Regions from separate parts of the Homo sapiens genome. Here region 1 is linked to region 2. A link is a contact called in ENCODE Hi-C or POLR2A ChIA-PET data. All regions are on one chromosome and are shown on one strand. The core of a region is the stretch at or near the end of the contact, and the rest is flanking DNA. Distances in the headings are between cores, read along the strand shown.

Region 1 (2,700 bases), core at 71-2,570, 83 kb before region 2:
TTAAACCGAATTTTTTAATGTGGTTAACTGAGATAAGTGAACATGATGGCAAAATACATATATTTCATTGCTTCTTCTGCTATATTCTTTTCAATGTTAAATATTCTATAATTCTAGTAAGTGTATGACTTTATATATTTATGACCAAGTTTTATTGTTAGATTGAGCCCTTAGAGACTCTCTGTTTTCCAAGCAATAATTTATATGTTTTAACAGTTTTAATTTGGAATACTTAAAACATCACTTAGCATGGTTGATTGCATGTAATTACCACCTGTGAATATCTGTTGTGTGAAGAGACTTCAGTTTAGTAATATTAATATTGAAAAAAACAATATAAATATGCTTGCTATTTTGCTGTTTTCTATAAATAATGCTTTGATGTGCAAAAGAGTCTTTAGTTTCCCAGCTGTAGTCCTACTAACCCCTCTAGACTCAAGTGTTACTTCCTAAAAGGTGTCTTCCTGGACCCCTAAAAGTGGGATCTTCCTGTCCTGAGTGCTTCCTGTGCGTATTTCTGTTCCTGCAGTTGTCGTGCTATTTTGTATTAATGCTGCTCTCTCTCTGGGCCTGTTTTTTTCCACCAGACAGTGAACTTCTTAAAGGCCAAAAATGTAGACTATAATTCTTGTACTCTCCATGCCTGGAATATAAAATGTGCTGCGTATTTCTAGAATAAATGGATAAATGAAAATATTGTCTATTTTGCTAGATGAAAATCCATGATTCCACATCTGTATAAACGAACAAATGTGGCTGCGTAAAAGTGAAAATACTCTAGAAGATGGGGTCATTACTTCCTCATTTTAATGTAGCCCTCTATACATGCCCCAATATTTCTATCAGGCAACTTTTGTGCAAGATAAATGTATTCAATGTAACTGTCTGGGAAGATAATTTGTAAGAACATATTTTTCTGAGAATTTCACATTGTGTTCACTTATCTCAGTTAACAACATTAAAAATTCAGTTAAAAAAGTTTTTAAGGACTTTATTATCAGAAGCATAGCTGCCATTGTGTATATGAGTACATGCGTGTTTCTCTTTACTGTCAAGTTTTTCTGATTAGAAGTAAAATCACATTCCTTTTGGAATCCAGATATTTTTAGTGTAAGACAAAACTATTTTTAAATTGGCATATCAACACTCTTAGGCTCCAAGAGATACTCTCCATTCTCCTCAAAATAACTGTATGTGACTAGATTGGTTCTCCAGGTTCTCACACACCGTGTGACCCTAGCATTTGTAGGTGAGAACACTTATTTCATCAGAGGCTTAGTCACTTCCAATATGCTGGACTGGGCTGGCTCACACCTCTAGGTCACAGGAGTGTCCCATGTTCTGGATCAGGGAGCAATTATGCTGCCTCTGTAATAGGCCTTGCTGTTGATGTTGCTTTTACTTTGGTACTCTGGTTTTGAGTACTGGGGTCCATAATTTTGTCTTCATAAATCCTTCTAGGTATTAGATTCTGTACCAGAAAAATCACTTTCAATGAACTAAAGTTCCTGAACTTATTTTCTCCTAACAAGGTCTTAGACAGCTGCTTTGCACATTCTCTAATACATTCTATGCCTAATATAAGAATATTGATTATCTATTTGCACCAGATATGACGGCTTTACATAGACCATCTCATTTGGAATATTTTATCTAATCCAATGAATACCATTCAAACCAAATACTCGTGAGTATTTCTTATGTGAGCTGATGGTAGGGGCTGTTGTTAGGCTCACACAAGAGAGCAAGCCTTGAGGCTGATATTTACCAGTCAGATCTTCCTTACTCTTTGGTACGTCCCATCTAGGGACTCACAACTCCATTAACACCTACATGTTTGATACCCACTGTGATATACCTGGTATCAGGGGCCTACATTGCAACCAAATGGGGTAACTTGCTTTACTGAACCCTATGAAATCAAGACACAAATGCACAGTAGGCTCCCTTCTCCTTGGGCTTTTAAAAAATTTTTCCATAATAAAAATGGAAAATGGGATTGCTGCCTTCATCAGCACTAACCTTATATCTCTGGAATTTTTTTGTTCCAACCAACTATACCATACTGTTAATATTCTGATATCTGTTTTACTTGGTTCTTCAATTCAAATTTTTCTCTTAAGAGCACTAGCTTTAATCCTTAGACTCAGACACACTATAATACTTTGACCCGTAAATCATCTTGGTTGATTTTCTAACATTTGCCCTCTGGCATCAGGCACCATGATGTAAGGACTCAGAACTCTCTGTGCTATCATCACAACTCAAAAATCCTGGCCCATTACTGGCCTGGTCCCCCACTAACTCACAGAATAGCATATTCTCTCTTTTCCTTGCCTATATGAAGCTCCAAATTTTGTAGAAACAGAATTTTCTGAGATATTAATTTTTATCTGTCCCTTCTGTATCTCCTTTTATCCCTCTTCCAAGGAGATACTAAGGCCTTTGAGTTTCCTTGTCAAAAATATTCATTTTTATGGGATAAAAACAAAAGCTGCTTGAGGCCAACTGCTCTTACTGTCTTTTGTAAAAGTTAATGCTCATTGAAAAAGTGATGCTAATGACCTGGAGAAAAATTTTAAAAGTATGGAATATTTTTAAGAGTGAGAATTGTGGGAACAATCTCCAGCTTCTAGGAAGGAGACATGAGACTAGTAAGATGACAAAGACCTGGGTTCCCGCTAATAAGGGGAGACACAT
Region 2 (2,748 bases), core at 134-2,633:
GAAATGCTTGCCGCAAATAAGCAAAATGGAATTTAATAAATATCTTTATTGAGGTTCAAAATCAATTAGATACACGTGGTTTGTGGGAGGATCTGTTTGGTAAGAGATGTGAAAAAAAGTAGAAAAACTTTAATTACCACAAGCTGAGTGTAGGCCAAAAAAAAAAAAGGAGGCAAACTAATCATGGTCTTTATTAAGAAAATTACTTATTTATAAACAAGCCCACCAGGAGTGAGGCAGGTCTAGGTGGCAGAATGTCAGTGCTGTTCATAAATCTGGTATCTACAGCATAATTTTCAGTACTGCATTTCGGAAAGACATTGGCTCTTACATGGGGTATGGTTCAGAGGACAAATAATCTAAAAATCATGTTCCACAAGAAAGGAGTAAAGGAGTGGATCATATTATACTTGAAATATTTCTTTAAAAGGATATGAGCACATTCTTCAAATAATAGAAAATACTTAAAGCTCACTATATATTAGTGTATGTTCTAGGTAATTTATATTTGTGATCTAATCCTCCCAAGTTTTAGCCCAATTTTATAATAGAGGAAACTGACTTTCAGTGAGACCAAATTTGATCAAGACACTTAGTCACAGTCAGAGATGAGTGCAAGCTCATATCTATTTAGTTCCAAAACATGATGAATCCAGCTATGTGATGGGCTGTCATGTGCAAAGGACAGAGAATTTTGATGTCACTCCATAAAAAGGAGAAATAATACATGGAACAAAATTAAGTTGGCTCAAAAGAGACTACCCTAAAAATCTTTTATACCAACAGTCTACCTGTGAATGATAAGCTGACACAGCAATACCAGTATGCCTCTGAAAGTACACTGCTTTCAAGGCCAGGTGTAGGGGCTCATGCTTGTAATTCCAGCAGTTTGTGAGACAGGCAGGAGGATTGCTTGAGGCCAGGAGGCCAAGGCTGCAGTGAGTCATGATCATGCTACTGCACTCAAGCCTGGCAACAGAGCTAGATTCTGTCTCAAAACAAACCAACAAAAAAAGTACACCGCTCTCATACTAATTTATAAAAAATGCATTTAAAATAATTTCTAAAGTGTTGAAACCATTTTGGTATTTATCAGTGCCTACTTAAAAAAGAAAGCGATATGACACAGCTTTAGTAAGAGTCAGAATACATAGTTTCTTTGTTTGAAGACAGATCTGAAACTTTGGATGATTATCATAATCTCTATTGGATTCATTTTTCTCACGCATAGACTGAAGAGATGTGCATAGCTGGTTGATTTCTAAGGTTTCTTTCTACTATACAATTATGTGATTTTTAAGACCACCTACAAAAAAAAATCTTATGTGTGATTACAAGTCACAATGTTGTAATCTCATTTTGCCTGTTTGAACAAGTCATCCAAAATGAGCAATCAAGCCTTGTGTGTGTTCAATTGAAGTTCAGTTACATGTATAAATATTGGGTAGATTTAAAATTCTTTTTAATATTTTCAGATTTAAAAATGTAGAACAGGATTCCTTACTTATTCTTATTAAAAATAAAATAATTTATGAGTATCTAAGTATGAATTAAGTATAAATTTAAATATTTAATTATTTGTAACATTATCTATTTCAAAGAAACAGATGCATATCTTGTTAAAATTCTCTTGGTACCCCTTGACCCAGAAACTAATATTAGCGATGACCACAATTTGGAAGGAAGAGATTATTTCAGGACACCATCAGCGGATGTGAACATGCTGTTATAATGTCTATATTTGGCTCTGTAACATGATCTAATCTCACAAGACTGAAATGACTATTGTGAACTATGACCTAGAATTATTGTGAGAATGGGGCTCAATAATTTATTTTTGAAATAACTTTGCAATAGAGTTCCAAATAATAAATGAGATTTTAAGTAGATAGGCTTTTCTTTAGGAATTTTCCTCTTAATGCTGTAATTGACTATACTGGACCTTTACATAGAAGACTGAAGTCACTACATAAAGCAAGGATGGTACAGACACCTTTTTAAAGGCTTTCAAGGGAAAATATTAACTTTTAATATGTAGTTTCATTTAAAAGTACATGCCATTTTTAAAAAAGTGATTGATTATTCTGCTTACCTTAAACACAGCATGAATTACCAGCTAAGTTACAAATAATTGTTATACAATAACATACCCTGTAGCCTTAGAAATACTTTTGGAAATGCCACAACTTAGTGTTATCTGTATGATTACCAAATGGCCATATTTATGAAGTACAGAAGACCATTCTGAATGTACATTAACTGACACAGTCTAAAAGTCACTTTTTTCACAAATTTATAAATTTTCAACTAGTCAATAACATATAGTGAATAAAATAAAATTCGGTTGTGATTTTTTAATCTGCCTAAAAGTGGTTCTTAATCAATAAAATATTTCTCTATAATACATATGCTGATACAATTCTAGAAAATCATTGACACACTTTTTCTCATTAGGCTCAATATCTCAAGATAGACAATTCATTTAAAAGAAAGTGGTCTAAATTATTTTCACTTTATTGTAGAAATTATATCATCTTTTAAATAAATTTAACTGACATTCAGAAATGAGACTTTTTTCTCATTTCTAGTTGAATACTTTGGTTGAACAAAATACAACATTAAACATACCTGCATGAGCAAGTACTGCAGTTCCTACTGAGCCCATTGACTTTTCTTCCACATCCCCACTGCTCTGTAATTTAAGACAGTGTGTGTGTATATATGTATGTATATACGTATATGTATATA

The links. A loop is a pair of places that touch in the nucleus more often than their neighbours do. ChIA-PET counts read pairs that join two places held with the same protein, here RNA polymerase II (POLR2A). Pooled maps may share reads with other maps.
Region 1: a map of psoas muscle shows a loop between it and region 2 (2.5-fold over the local background). The contact joins two enhancer-like sites. A Hi-C loop is called at or near these places in 4 of 168 maps with a recorded cell type or tissue (heart left ventricle, heart right ventricle and psoas muscle) and 5 of 50 pooled maps. POLR2A ChIA-PET finds 5 or more read pairs at or near these places in 2 of 52 experiments (AG04450 and WTC11).

Annotation. Positions count from the first base shown.
Region 1 is chr7:80,580,237-80,582,936 of GRCh38, reverse strand. No RefSeq gene overlaps it. Among named protein-coding and RNA genes, the nearest start is that of CD36, 57 kb to the left of the region's middle. Within about 2 kb of position 1,320, at least 3 of the 41 ENCODE cell types and tissues checked have a DNase peak (open chromatin) inside an H3K27ac peak, as active enhancers do; they include heart right ventricle, where a contact is called at or near this core.
Region 2 is chr7:80,497,651-80,500,398 of GRCh38, reverse strand. The region is part of intron 1 of GNAT3 (G protein subunit alpha transducin 3); the gene reads left to right. The region is part of intron 2 of LOC107986812 (a long non-coding RNA gene); the gene reads right to left. Among named protein-coding and RNA genes, the nearest start is that of GNAT3, 13 kb to the left of the region's middle. Within about 2 kb of position 1,383, at least 12 of the 41 ENCODE cell types and tissues checked have a DNase peak (open chromatin) inside an H3K27ac peak, as active enhancers do; they include heart right ventricle, where a contact is called at or near this core.